2 separate regions of the Homo sapiens genome follow, and region 2 is linked to region 1. A link is a contact called in ENCODE Hi-C or POLR2A ChIA-PET data. All regions are on one chromosome and are shown on one strand. Each heading gives the region's core, a stretch centred on a gene start or an enhancer-like site at or near the end of the contact. The rest is flanking DNA. Distances are from core to core; before and after follow the strand shown. Region 1 holds the start of ZNF234 (zinc finger protein 234). Region 2 holds the start of ZNF233 (zinc finger protein 233).

The links. A loop is a pair of places that touch in the nucleus more often than their neighbours do. ChIA-PET counts read pairs that join two places held with the same protein, here RNA polymerase II (POLR2A). Pooled maps may share reads with other maps.
Region 2: a loop to region 1 is called in a pooled map, with 4 times the contacts of the local background. The contact joins the promoter of ZNF233 here to the promoter of ZNF234 in region 1. A Hi-C loop is called at or near these places in 2 of 50 pooled maps. POLR2A ChIA-PET finds 5 or more read pairs at or near these places in 3 of 52 experiments (AG04450, activated T-cell and common myeloid progenitor, CD34-positive).

What each region holds. Positions count from the first base shown.
Region 1 is chr19:44,137,223-44,144,736 of GRCh38, forward strand. It overlaps ZNF234 (zinc finger protein 234), which reads left to right and starts at 4,332. Exons shown (of 6, transcript NM_006630.3): 1 at 4,332-4,511; 2 at 5,092-5,145; 3 at 7,335-7,425. The coding sequence starts at 7,411. RefSeq lists enhancers at 4,360-4,759, 4,514-5,104, 4,770-4,819.
Region 2 is chr19:44,256,576-44,263,459 of GRCh38, forward strand. It overlaps ZNF233 (zinc finger protein 233), which reads left to right and starts at 3,311. Exons shown (of 5, transcript NM_001207005.2): 1 at 3,311-3,363.

The DNA.
Region 1 (7,514 bases), core at 3,082-5,581:
CTGCACTCCAGTCTGGGCGACATAGTGAGACAACATCTCAAAAAAAAAAAAAAGTGATTCAAAATTAATCACTACAAAAAAAGAACTCAACACAAAGGACAATTGTAATGAAGGAAATGAGAGGCAAAAACACAATAGGACATATAAAAAACAAATTTAAAATGGTAGTCCTTACCTATGTATAATTAGTTTAAGTGAAATTAATGAAACTCCCCAATAAAAAGATGTAGTTTGTCAAAATGATTGAAAGACAATATGTAATTATATGCTCTGCACATTAGAATTAATGACATGCATAGGTGAAAGGCAAATGATGGAAAAAGATATCCCATGTAAAAAAAATAACAGCACAGGTAGCTATACTAACAGATAAATTAGATTTTAAGTCAAAAACTGTTAAACGAGACATTAAATATTGCTAAAAGGTTCATTTCACTAAGATGAAACAGTTATAAACATATGTGCACCAAATATCAGAGTTCCAAAATATAAAATGTAAATACTGACAGAATTGAAGGGAGAAATATACAGCTCTCCAATAATAGTAAGAGACTCCCTACCTTTCTTTCAAATGCATAGGACACCCAGACAAAAGATAAATAAGGAAACAGATAATTTGAAGAACATTATACACCAATTCAACCTGAGAGACATTGACATAACTCTCCGCCCCCCAACAGAATACACATTTTCTCAACTGCACATGAAACATTCTTCAAGACAGACCATATATTAGGCCACAAAACAAGTCTTGATAAATGTAAAAGTTTGACACCATAAAAATATATTTTCCAACTACAGTCTAGATCATAATAACTAGACATCAATAGCAGTATAAAAAGTGAAAAAAGCCTGAGGCGAGAGGATCACTTAAGTCTAGAAGTTTGAGACCAGCCTGAGCAACATGGTGAGACTCTGTCTCTACCAAAAAAACAAAAAACAAAAAGGCTGGGCCGAGGTGGGCAGATCACTTGAGGTCAGGAGTTCAAGACCAGCCTGGCCAACATGGTGAAACCCCGGCTCTACTAAAAATATAAAATTATTCGGGCGTGGTGGTGCATGCCTATAATCCCAGCTACTTGGGAGGCTAAGGCAGGAGAATCTCTTGAACCTGGGAGGCAGAGGTTGCAGTGAGCCGAGATCACGTCATTGCACTCCAGCCTGGGCAACAAGAGGGAAACTCCGTCTCAAAAAAAAAAAAGTATATATTTGCTAGTTTTGTCAGCTGAGAGGGTCAAGAATAAAAAACACTAAGGTAGCAGCGATCATACCTAGCACTCAGTTCTTTGTTTCTAACTACATTTTCCACAAATAGGAACCAGAAGTCCTAGGAGAAATATCTGATCTCATGGCTAGGGTAGGGAAAATACCCAATGAACTTGAAAAATACCTAATGAACTTGGAACACACAGTATCAGAAAGTAAACCAGTGCACAAAGAGCTCATATCATGATGAACAGGAGGAGCCAGAAGGCAAGAGGGGACTGCTTGAAGAGGATTTTACTGGCAAAATCTGAGACAACCAGAGAATCAAAATACATAATAACAGTAGTAGATGTGAACTCATTAATATAACAAGAATTCACAAATCCACACTGGTATAAACAAATAAATAATATAGATGGAAAGCTTTTTCTTAGAGCATAATGCCAAAAAATCAACATAGAATGAGTTGGAGTATCTCAGTTTTTCACCAGATAGTAGTAACTTTTTAGGGGAAAAATAATTTTAGAGTGCAGAATTCTGGAGAGAAACCCCTTAATCAACTGTTCAAGTTTAGCAGCACCAGTAATGGATAAAAACTAGTATCTGGTATATCCTGAGATCATGCACTAAGGACAGAAATTGATCATAATCCAGAAAGACATAATCTTGAATGTTGGAATCGCTGAAGATCAAAATGTTAAAAATATAACCCTGGAAAAAATAATTTTAAATTTTTTAGAAGATATTGACTGATTTACATTTCTTTCTTTTCTTCCTTTTTTTTTTTGTTTTTTTTTCTGAGACAGAGTCTCGCTCTGTCACTCAGCTGGAGTGCATTTCCCTTCCTTCCTCCCTCCCTTCCACTTTTTTTTTTTTTTTCTGAGACAGTGTCTCGTTCTGTCACCCAGATTGGAGTGCAGTGGCGTGATCTCGGCCTCCCAGGTTCAAGTGATTCTTGTACCTCAGCCTCCTGAGTAGCTGGGATTACAGGCATGTATCACCATGCCACGCCCAGCTGATTTTTTGTATTTTTAGTGGAGACAGTGTTTCACTATGTTGGCCAGGCTGGTCTCAAACTCCTGGCCTCAAGTAATCCGCTGGCCTTGGCATCCCAAAGTACTGGGTTTACAAGCGTGAGCCACTGCGCCTGGCCGAGATGGAGCATCTCAATAAATTTTGTCATTTGGAAGGGCCGACTAGAGCAACAATACAGCTGTAACTAGTATAGAAATAGCAGTCAGTCAATTTTCAAAGAGGGGGATGTGTGGCATTGTGTGGTTAGCATAGTAACCTTGTTTTTATGTAAACACAATTGTGAAAAGGTATTTTTTTAGTTTATAAAATGAATCTAGAATGTGAGACTTCATTTTTTAAAAAACAAAAATATAGATTGATAAGTGTATTAGTCCATTCCCCCATTGCTATAAAGAAATACGTGAGTCTGGGTAATTTATAAAGAGGTTTCATTGGCTCACACAGAGTCCTGCAGCCTGTAAAGGAAACATGGCAGCATCAGCTCAGCTTCTGGGGAGGCCTCAGGAAACTTACAACCATGCTGCAAGGCGACTAGGGAGCCAGCACTTCACATGGCCAGAGTAGGAGGAAAAGAGCGAGGAGTGAGATGCTACACAATTTTAAACAAGCAGATCTCATGAGAACTCTATCAGGAGAACAGCACTAGAGGGATGGTGCTAAACCATTAGAAACCTCCCCGGTGATCCAATCGCCTCCCACCAGGCCCCAACTCCAACACTGGGGATTACATTTCAACATGAGATTTGGGTGGGGACACAGATCTAAACCATATCAATAGGCCAATGTATGTTTATGGGGAGAAAAAAATCTGGTTATCTTTTTTTTTTTTTTTTTTTCCGTGACAGAGTCTTGCTCTGTCGCCCAGGCTGGAGTGCAGTGGCATGATCTCGGCTCACTGCAACCTCTGCCTCTCAGGTTCAAGCGATTCTCCTACCTCAGTCTCCCGAGTAGCTGGAATTACAGGCACGCACCACCATGCCCGGCTAATTTTTGTATTCTTAGTAGATATGGGTTTTCACCATGTTCTCCTGGCTGGTCTCGAACTCTTGACCTCATGGTCCGCCCGCCTTGGCCTTCCCAAAGTGCTGGGATTACAGGCGTGAGCCACCGCACCCAGCCCCTGGTTATCTTGAAGAAAGATTTTAGATGGGTTTTTTTCTGATTTTGCTTTATTCTATTATTTATTTGTATCAACCAATGTAAGCCAGATTCCAAATTGCTAACTATAATGACGATATTTTAACCAAAAAATATAAAGGAAGAAAATAAAATATGTTCCTTCACGTATAGGATCCTCCTTAATGCTACTGCATTAAATAAATCATAGGCATTGGGTGTCTGACATCAATGCCAAGCGCTTCACCAGTTATACTTGCTTTGAAGTATTGGGCAATTTAAGAGCTTCTCTGAAATTTGGTGTTTTTACCTCTTCAGTAGACATAATACCATGAAAAGTGTAAACGAAAGAAGATAGCTTTTCCATGAGGACAGGGCTTCCCCACTGGCCCTCTCAAATGATGATTGTTTTTCCTGCCAAACCAGTGGTACCACAGCGTCTGGAGTAGGGGCTGGCACCTTCTTTGTTCTTCATTGCCTCTCCCAAACCATTGTACTTGCTCACTCTTCCAACTTTTAGTTTTGGCCTCATATTATCAGTTTATAGTAATCAATCATCAATCATCTACTGACCCCTAAAAAGTCATTCCCCATTTAGTCCTTGAAGATTGTATCTCCTCGCTTGTTCTCTTTCCAATAATCCTCCGTAGTCCTGGGAGGCGTTTAGACTTCAGGAATTGCTGTCTATTCAATATTTTCGCTCAAGGACTCAGGCAGAGGGAAGGACGACTCTCAGGGTCACAGTCCACATTCCCTACCAAGCGCTCAGCGATATAGGATTCGTTCCCCATGGGCAGTGCGGGAATCGTAGGCAAGGAGCACCGCGGAGTCCCATCGCTTTTCCCTGAAGGGTGAGATTCTGAACGTTTTTCCCTCAGCATTCTGAGTGTAATCCAAACGCTCAGTGGAGTCGTGGTCCATTTGACCCACGCAGGGGGATCCGGGGAATTCTGGGAAATGTAGTCCCGCCAATCAGTGGAGTCGCGGGCACTTCCGCTCCAGGGAAGAGGGGGCGATTGTCACGGCACATTCCACGGTAGTTTCTTCCAGTTCCGCGACTCGCGGGCCCCTCCTAATGTCAGGGACTTAAGATTGGGGCTCGCTGGGACCTGGTGGTCCGGTTATGGGAAAAGAAGCCTCGTGGGAGAGCAGAGGTTTGGTGGGGCGAGGGCGGCGGCTTTTGTTGTGTCAGCGGAGCCTTCTTGGGCTGGGGCTCCCCTCGTGTCCCGCGGCGGGAGGCGGGGGGCATTGGGACTTGGTTGGGTCGCGTCTCGCCTGGTTTGAGGGTTTCCGGGGCTCTGAGCTCGCCCACTCCGCCTCCCTGCACTCCAGGCGCGCAGTCACTTTTTTACAGTGCAAGGTTGGCGTGTTAATCTCCCTGGGCCTCTCCTTGCTGTTCTTTAAAATGGGGACGTTAGGACCATCTTTGTAGAATCGTTTTGGTAACTGGAATAGGTTACACAACACAAACAGTCCCTGTCACTTGGTGAGTGGTGGTTTCTTGTTACTTTCCCACGAAACCTGTTAGGTCCCCCGGTGGGGTCAGAGCTCCAGCAGCAGGGGCCTCAGCCCTTATCTCTGATCCCTGCAGGACGCTGGACGATCCCGGACGCCTTCTGACCTCTTTTTAGGCAGGCGAGGGTTGCGTCCACTTCCACGAAGGGAGGGGAGCATTTAACTTTTCTCAGGGACAGCGACCCAGTCAGGATGTTTCACAGCTTTCTCCTTCCCCAGCCTGAAAAAGGACTGCGCGGACTGACTTCTTGGCTACTGAAAGCAAAGCTCCACGTGAGTGTGACTTGTCATTTTTCTTTTACAGAGACTGTATCTTTGTAGCATGTGTAATAGGGCATGGGCATTTATAATAATTAAGCCTTAATTGCTAACTTCAATTCTAGGGGATTTATACAATTAGATACGTTTAAGCCGCAACGTGACTCTGTGGAGAGGTACTGGTCATCCAAGTAGTAAGAGGTGAAACTTGGGTTGGAACCTAGGCATTCAGGGTCAGAGCCCGAGTTGATCATCTCTTGGATATATTCTCATTGAGGCAGAGGAACTAGCTGTACTCAGGTGGGGAAAGTAAGTTAGAACTTGATTAAAGGACCTTAAGAGCAAGGCTAATTGCCTTGGAGTTTTCTCAGTTTTTAAAAACTGTCAACTATTTTGTTTCATTTATTACAAATATTTCACATTCTAATAGAACCGTATCACTGTGAAGCATTCAGAAATTACAGAAATACGAAGATACAAAAATTGTAATTACCTATGAAATCAGGATGTAAAGATAGTAATGGTTAAATTTCTAATGCATTTTGTTTTAGTGGTTCCATGTTTATATTACTTATAAATGTTTTACAAAATTTTTATTATACATTTCTCAATGTTTTTCTATTTATCTGCTTATCCATGGAAATTTCCAGATAAAGAGATAATAAACTAGTGACCTGCCATATTCTATCATGCTCATTCTTATTCTTCTCATTATTATTTCTCCTATGACTATTTCCTGATTTTTTAAAAAAACTTTAACACAGTAATTATATAATTTTAAGTCTATAGAAAAGTTGCAAAAATAGTATAAGAGGGCAGGGCATGGTGGGTCATGCCTGAGTCCTGAGTTATGGAACTGAGGCACTCAGGGTCACAGCCCGAGTAATCCCAGCACTTTGGGAGGCCAAGGCCTGTGGATCACTTGAGGCCAGGAGTTTGAGACCCGCCTGGCCAGCATGACAAAAACTCGTCTCTGGCCGGGCGCGGTGGCTCACGCCTGTAATCCCAGCACTTTGGGAGGCCGAGGCGGGCGGATCACGAGGTCAGGAGATCAAGACCATCCTGGCTAACATGGTGAAACCCCGTCTCTACTAAAAATACAAAAAATTAGCCGGGCGTGTTGGCGGGCACCTGTAGTCCCAGCTACTTGGGAGGCTGAGGCAAGAGAATGGTGTTAACCCGGGAGGCGGAGCTTGCAGTGAGCCGAGATTGCGCCATTGCACCCCAGCCTGGGCAACAGCGCAAGACTCTGTCTCAGAAAAAGAAAAAAAAAAAAAAAAGAAAACCCGTCTCTACTAAAGATACAAAAATTAGCCACATGTGGTAGTGCGCGCCTGTAATCCCAGCTACTCTGGTGGCTGAGGCATGAGAATCGCTTGAACCCAGGAGGAGAAGGTTGCAGTGAGCCAAGATTGCACCACTGCTCTCCAGCCTGGGCAACAAGAGCAAAACTCTGTCTCAAATAAATTAAAATAAAATAAAATTAATTTTTATGAGTAGATATACTTGTTAGTGGGCAACATACTGTAAAGACCAGCATCCCCTGTTCCCCTGTTTGCTTATTCATTCATTCAAAAGTAAATATTCTATCAATATGGACTCAGAACGCAGTCTTGTTAAATTAAATGACATGTAGATTAATAATTTTTTTCCAACTTTATTGAGGTGTATTTTATGTATCAGAATTCACCCATTTCAAGTGTACAATTCAGTAATCTTTAGGAACTTTGCTGAGTGTAGTAATCATCATCATCATTTAGTTTAGATCATTTTCATCCCCCAATTGGACTCCTCTTGCCCATTTACAGTTAATCCCCATTCTTATCCTAAATCCCCATCAACAAGTAACCTACTTTCTTTATAAACATTTGTCTGTTCTGAACGTTTCATATACATGAAATCATACAATCTGTGGTTTGGTGTGCCTGGCTTCTTTCACTCAGCATAGTGTTTCCAAGGTTCATGCATGTTGTAGCATGAGTCAGTACTTCATTCCTCTTAATTTCCAAATAAGATTCCATTGTATGGATATGCCAGGATTTGTCTATCCATTTTTCCATAGGAGGGCATTTTGGTTGTGTGCAGTTTGGGATTATTATGAATAATGCCACCGTGACCATTCGTGTGCTAATTCACAGTACACATCTGTGTTGGTGGGGACATCCCTGGCCACGCTTTCATGTCTCTTTTTGTGTCTTCCATAGTGTTCCAGGCACGATTCTGCCTTCTCTCAAATGGCATAACTCAGGACTCTGCAAATTCCCAGAAACAGGAGGAAAAATGACCACATTCAAGGTGAATAAGGCTTGCCACTCTTGCTGTTAAAATTCCATCTCACTATTCTCATGTTTCCTGAGGAAGACTCAAGAACAACGGGCATTTGA
Region 2 (6,884 bases), core at 2,061-4,560, 120 kb after region 1:
TTTAATGTATTACAATATAGTTTGAATTAATACTATTCAACACTTTTGCATCTTTAAATTTTTTCATAATAAAATTTGGAAAAATAGGCCAGCTGTGGTAGCTCACATCTGTTATCCCAGCACTTTGGGAGGGTGAGGCAGGAGGATTGCTTGAGGCCAGGAGTTTGAGAACAGCCTGGGCAACATAGTGAGACCCTGTCTCTACAATTTTTTTTTTAATTAGCTGGGTGTGATGGCACATTTTTGTAGTCCTAACTATGCAGGAGTCTGAGGCTGGAGGACCACTTGAGCCCAGGAATTTGAGGCTGCAGTGAGCCAAGATCACACCCATTGCACTCCAGCCGGGGTGACAGAGTAAGACCTTGTTTCAAAAAAGAAAAAAAGACGTTAACTGTATACCACAGGGTAATCACTAAGAAAATATACAGAAAAGGGAATAAGAAGAAAAATTAAATGGTACACTACAGGTCGGGCATGGTGACTCACGCTTGTAATCCCAGCATTTTGGGAGGCCAAGGTGGGTGGATCACTTTAGGTCAGGAGTTCAAGACCAGGCTGCCCAACATGGTGAAACTCTGTCTTTACTAAAAATACAAAAATTCGCTGGGCATTGTGGTGCATGCCTGTAGTCCCAGCTACTTGGGAGGCTGAGGCATGAGAATCACTTGAACCCAGGAGGCAGAGGTTGCAGTGAGCTGAGATCACACCACTGCACTCCAGCCTGGGTGACAGAGTGAGACCCTGTCTCAAAATGGAAAAAAAAAGAAAAAGGTACGCTGCAAAAACATCAAACAGAAAAGAAGGCATTAATCAAGAGACCTAGGAAAGAAGGCATTAATCAAGAGACCTAGGAACAAAAAAGATAAGCCATGTAGAAAACAGATCACAAAGTGAAAGAAGCAAGGCCGTTTTAAAATCAGGAATTAATTTAAATGCAAATAGATTAAGCTCTCCAGTTAAAAGGCAAAAATGGACAGAATGGATAAAACAGCATGATCCAACTATATGCTGTCTATAAGAGACTTATTTGCAATCCAAAGACAAAAAATGTTGAGTGAAAAAATGGAAGAAAATTATTCCATGCAGGATGTAAAAAAAGAGAACTGAAGTAATTGTATTAATATTAGACAAAATCGACTTAGGTAAAAAACTTGACAAGAGACAAACAATGACATTATATATTGACAAAAGAGTCAATCCATCAAGAAGATATAACAATACAGACATTACACAGCTAGTCCCCAAATATATGGTGTGAAAATTGATGGAACTGAAGGGAGACATAAATATTTCTACAATGTTTTCAGACTTCAGTATCTCACTTTCAATAATGGATACAACAACCAGACAAAAGATCAATAAAGAATTAGAGGATTTGGAAACATAAACCAAACTCCTAGCAGATATATACAAAGCACCCCACCTAAAACCAGCAGAATACATATTTTTCTTAAGTGGTCATGAAACATTTTCTGGGATAGATCATACATTAGGCCACAAAACAGGTCTCAATAAAAATAAAAAATCTCACGTATCAACAGAAAGATAAAGTCACATGAAATGTATTCTCAGGCCACAAAAAAATGAAACTCAAATCAGTAATGAGGAAAACTGGAAAATTCACAAATGTGTGGAAATTAAACAGCACACTCATAAAAACCGATGGGGATAGAAGTTACAGGGAAATTAGAAAATACTTTGAGATGAAAACAAAACATGATTCAGGATTCCTTTGGTGCTAAAATAATAAAATTCTGCTGACTGAGCTAAAAAAATTTGTGATAGAAAATATCAAAGGCAGTTCCCCACTCTATACACAATACCCACCCCCATAACTTAAATAAAACAACTTTCTCCTTTCTAGAGAAAATCACATTGGAAACAAAGCCTCTGCAAGAAGTCCTGATATATGTGCTTTTACAAGGCTGCTAAATATTACTTCATTTTTGATACCACATTGACTTGATCTATTGATGATCATTCTATTGCATTTATCATCTCAAGAGCAAGCTGAGTGGATACAAAAAAAAATTTAAATTGAAATAAGGGAAGAAGCATTTTCAAGATATAATTTAGATGTTGTTTTTTTCCAAATTACAATACAGTTGGCTCTTGAACAACACAGGTTTAAACTGCATGGGTCCACTTATATGTGAATTTTTTTTCAACAAATATATTGCAATTTTTTTTGGAAATTTGCAACAATTTGAAAAAGCTCACAGATAAGCCGTGTAGTCTAGAAATATCAAACAATTAAGAAAAATTTAGGTATATCATGAATGCATAAAATATATGTAGATATTAGTCTATTTTATCATTTACTACCATAAAATATACATGAATCTATTAAAAAAAGGTAAAACTTATAAAAACTTACACACACAAACACAGACTGTACGTTCACAGTCAAGAGAAATGTAAAACAAAGATGCAATATTAAATCAAGCCTGCATAAAGTTAACTGTAGTACATGCTGTGCTACTGTAATAATTTAATAGCTATCTCCTGTCACTGTTGTGGTGAGCTCATGTGTGTAAATATCTGCTTAAAATTCCAAGTAATGCTAATCATCTCAAAGTGAGCAGTTCATCTCTCTAGTAAATTGCGTATTACAGTAAAAAGTGATCTAAAGGTTTCTTATTTTTTATTGTGTTTAGTGCAATACTATAAAACTTGAATACTACCATGGGACCTATGTGAACTGCCACTAGTGATGTTGCAAGTGCTCCCAAGATGCATAGAAAAGTCATGACATTATAAGAAAAAGTTGAATTGCTTGATATGTACTGTAGAATGAGGTCTGAAGCTGCAGCTGCCTGCCATTTCAGAAAGATGGTTTATTTTGTAAACAGATGGTGTAAACTTACAGTATCAATACCGTACAGAACTGTAAATATTTCTCTTCTTCTTGATTTTCTTTTTTTCTTTTTTCTTTTTTTTTTGGAGCTGGAGTCTCACTGTCGCCTAGGCTGGAGTGCAGTGGCACGATATTGGCTCACTGCAACCTCTGCCTCCTGGGTTCAAGCAATTCTCCTGCCTCAGCCTCTGGAGTAGCTGGGATTACAGGCATGTGCCACCACGCCCAGCTAATTTTTGTATTTTTAGTAGAGACGGGGTTTCACCATGTTGGCCAGGCTGGTCTCAAACTGCTGACCTAGTGATCCACCCCCCCTTGGCCTCCCAAAGTGCTGGGATTACAGGCGTGAGCCACTGCACCTGGCCCCTCTTGGTCCCTCTTGGCTGGGCAGGGCGGTAGCCTGTTTCCGCTCGGGCATTCTGGGAAGTGTAGTGCAGAAGCCGTTGCAACCTTGTGTACTTCCGCTGCAGGAGGGCGAAGCAGCCGTCATCTATCCCCTCTGGGAGGTGAGTCAGCGCGGAACCTCTGCATCTACGGCGAGCTTTCCTGGCCTGGGCGTTGGACTCGCAGGTGCCTGCCCTCGCTCTCAGTGAAGGGAAGTCGCAGAGGGCGGGGACGACGGTTTGCTTGCCCTTTGTTTTTAGGGCGGTGCATGGGTCTCCAAGTTGGGAATGGCTCCTGGTCGCACGTTTGGTTTGAAGGTCTCCCGGGCGCTCAAGTTCCCTCGCCTTCCCCACCTTCCACACGCTCTGCTGTCTTCTGGCAATATAATCTTGGTAGTTTCTTAATTTCTCCGTTTCTCCTCTGTAAAGTGAGTTTCATAGTAGTACCTAACTGGTAGGGGTTTCGTGAGATTTACTTAAGATAAATAGATGTAAAAATGCGTAGGACCGATCCTGACACACACTGAAAAGGTGGCTGGTTGTTGCCAATCTGTTATTTCTTCCTGGAGAGGAGAGGCATTCAGTCTCTGAAAGCTTCTGTGAGCCCGCAGTGGGTTCTGAGCTCCAGGTGCAGCGCTACTCGCCCTTCTCTGATCTCTGCACCTCGCGAGGCTGTTCCTGGATTCCTAACGTGGGGGGACGGGGGTGTCAATTTTCTCTCCATCTTTTTTATTTTTCCTTCCCTTTTAAGGCATGAGTGTGTCTCACCTCCATGTGGTGCCTGGGGATGTCCACTGTCATTCATCCTGGACCAGAAACAGAGTTTAGATATCTTCCAACCTCCTTTCCTTCCTCAGCCTTGACTAACCGGAGGGCTGCAGAGAGGAGGGTGTTGACCCCCTGGCTCTTGGTAACATTGTCCCAACGTGAGAGGACTTAATATATGCTATTGCTATTTCTGCTTAGTTGGAGAACAGATTTCCCACACTCATTAGCAATATTATTTTTCCTGCTGGGCAAATGCTCAAATATTTATGGAATAAATGAGAGGTTGGATTAGGCATGTGTTCGTGAATGAGTAATAATAAAATTTGTTAATACGTTGAGTGCCAGGGTCTCTTCTATAGGCTTTATATGCATTAATTAGCTTAATCTTCAGAACAAAGATAATATTGTAATTCCTGTTTTACAGATGACAACACTGATGGGTAAAACATTTATCTTCCCAAAGTAAAACAACAGGAAAGAGCCTGAACTGGGAGTTTGAGCTCAGGCTGAGCTCAGGCAGAGTGGGTTCTTGACCTTTGTGCCACTCTCCTTCAGCCCTGAGAAATGTCAGTCCCATGGGGGTGCAGTGACTCACGCCTGTAATCCCACACTTTGGAAGGCTGAGGCGGGAGGATGGCTTGAGCCCAGGAGTTCAACAGCAGCCTGGGCAACATAGTGAGACTCCATCTCTACAAAAAAATTAAAAATTAGCCACACACCTGTGGTCCCAGCTACTTGGGAGGCTGAGGCAGGAGGATCGCTTGAGCCCAGGAGGCAGAGGTTGCAGTGAGCTGAGATCATCCCACTGCACTCCAGCCTGGGCAAGAGAGTGAGAGTCTGTCTCAAAAAAATTAAAAAGAGGAAAAGAAATGGTTTCACAGTTTAGGCAATGACTGGGGGATGCTCAAGAGTCATAATAAAAAAAATTTTTTTAAGGATTTGCAGGGAAGAACTCTGAGGAGATGACATTTGAGTAAATACCTGACACTGCTATTAAAATAAATAAATAGATAGGGTTTACATTATCCACAGTCTATGGATTGACCCTTTTATGAATGATTTCACTTTTTTTTTTTTTTTTTTTTTGAGACTGAGTCTCCCTCTGTCTCCCAGGCTGGAGTGCAGTGGCACGATCTCAGCTCACTGCAACCTCCCACTCCCAGGTTCAAGTGATTCTCGTGCCTCAGCCTCCCGAGTAGCTGGGATTACAGATGCCCGCCACCATGCCTGGCTAATTTTTGTATTTTTAGGAGAGATGAGGTTTCATCATGTTGGCCAGGCTGGTCTCGAACTCGTGACCTCAAGTGATCTGCCTGCCTTGACCTCCTAAAGTGCTGGGATTACAGGCGTGAGCCACTGCGCCTGGCCTAATGATTTCACTTTTAAGGATGACCTTGATGTTGCTTGAGCAAAGCAAATGAAATTAAAAACGCAGAAGAAATTGACATATAAAGTTCATCCTCTCCTCCTCCCAATTAATTTAATAGCCTGAGAATTTTGTAGCTTAAAGGAATCTTGGAGATCAATTAGTACAATCCTTGTCTGACTGTGTGTCATTCTTTGATTCTGTGTGCATCAAATACTCACTATATTCTAGGTGCTTGGGGTAAAAAGATGAGTAATGTTCATTATCTCACAGGCAAAACAGATGCTTGATTTACTAATTATACCCCAAATGCCCCAGCTACGCTGAAGGCTTCCAAGAGGAGGGATTACAAGAGAAGGACAGGGAAGCTGGTCCTCTCTGGAGGCAGAGTGGCAGGAGCAAAGGCACGAGAGGACTTGACAACCTAGGAATGAACAAAGTCTGGAAATTCAGGCCTCGAAAAGTGGCCCTGGTACATGTAGTGAGCAGAGCTGAGCCAGGCACCCCAAACCCCATTTGTTTTTTTCTACTAAATGTCGTGAAATGTCAAGTCTTGCAAAATCCTGTTACTGAGCAGAGCAGGAGGGTGCAGGTAAATATAGGACCAGAACAAAGGGAATTGGATATTAAAAATTGATCTCTCTCCCTAGCTTTCAGAAGAGAATACATTGCTCTCGTCCCTACTAGAGTGTTTCTGCCTGAAGTAGGAGGACCCACGAACAGGAGTAGCTATCTGTATTGAATGCTATCTTGTATATACTCACTGAAACCTCTTAATAACCCTACGAGGTAGATACTGTTATTGTCCTCACTTTATGGGTGAGGAAATAGGCACAAAGAGCTAGTAAGTCAGAAGAGTCAATTAGGATATTAGGTTCCTCATCATCTGGCTCCAGTATCCCTCAGCAGATCATTTTCAGCAGTTCATACCCTCCAACTTCCCCTTCTCTGATCTCTAAGACATGATTCCTTCCATGTCTTCATATTTCTGATTAGAGAAGGAGACACGATTAAGAGACAGGCTCTGGACTCAGCTGGATTCAGATGCAGTCTCACCTCACCAGCTCTGTGACCTTGGGCAACTTAATCTCAGTAATCCTCAGCTTCCTCATCCATTAAATGGGAACGACAGTCATCATATCATCACTTATTGAGAGCTTATATAATGTGCCACAGACAGAACCAAGGCTTTTACCCCATTTAAAAAATTGAGTCATAATTCATATACCATATAATTCACCCTTTTAAAGTGTGCAATTCGGTGGTATTTAGTGTATCCACAATGTTAGGTTGTACAACCATCACTATTTTCTAATTGAAGAACATTTGTATCACCCCCAAAAGAAACCTCATATGCCCTAGCCATCACTCTTTACTATCTCTTCTCTCAGCCCCTGGCAACTATTACTTTTTGTCTCTATGGTTTAGCCTAGCCAAGACTATTCGATTTGCTCATTAATCCCCAAAGCAACTGTAAATTAGAATCTGTTATTAGTACTACAGTATTTTT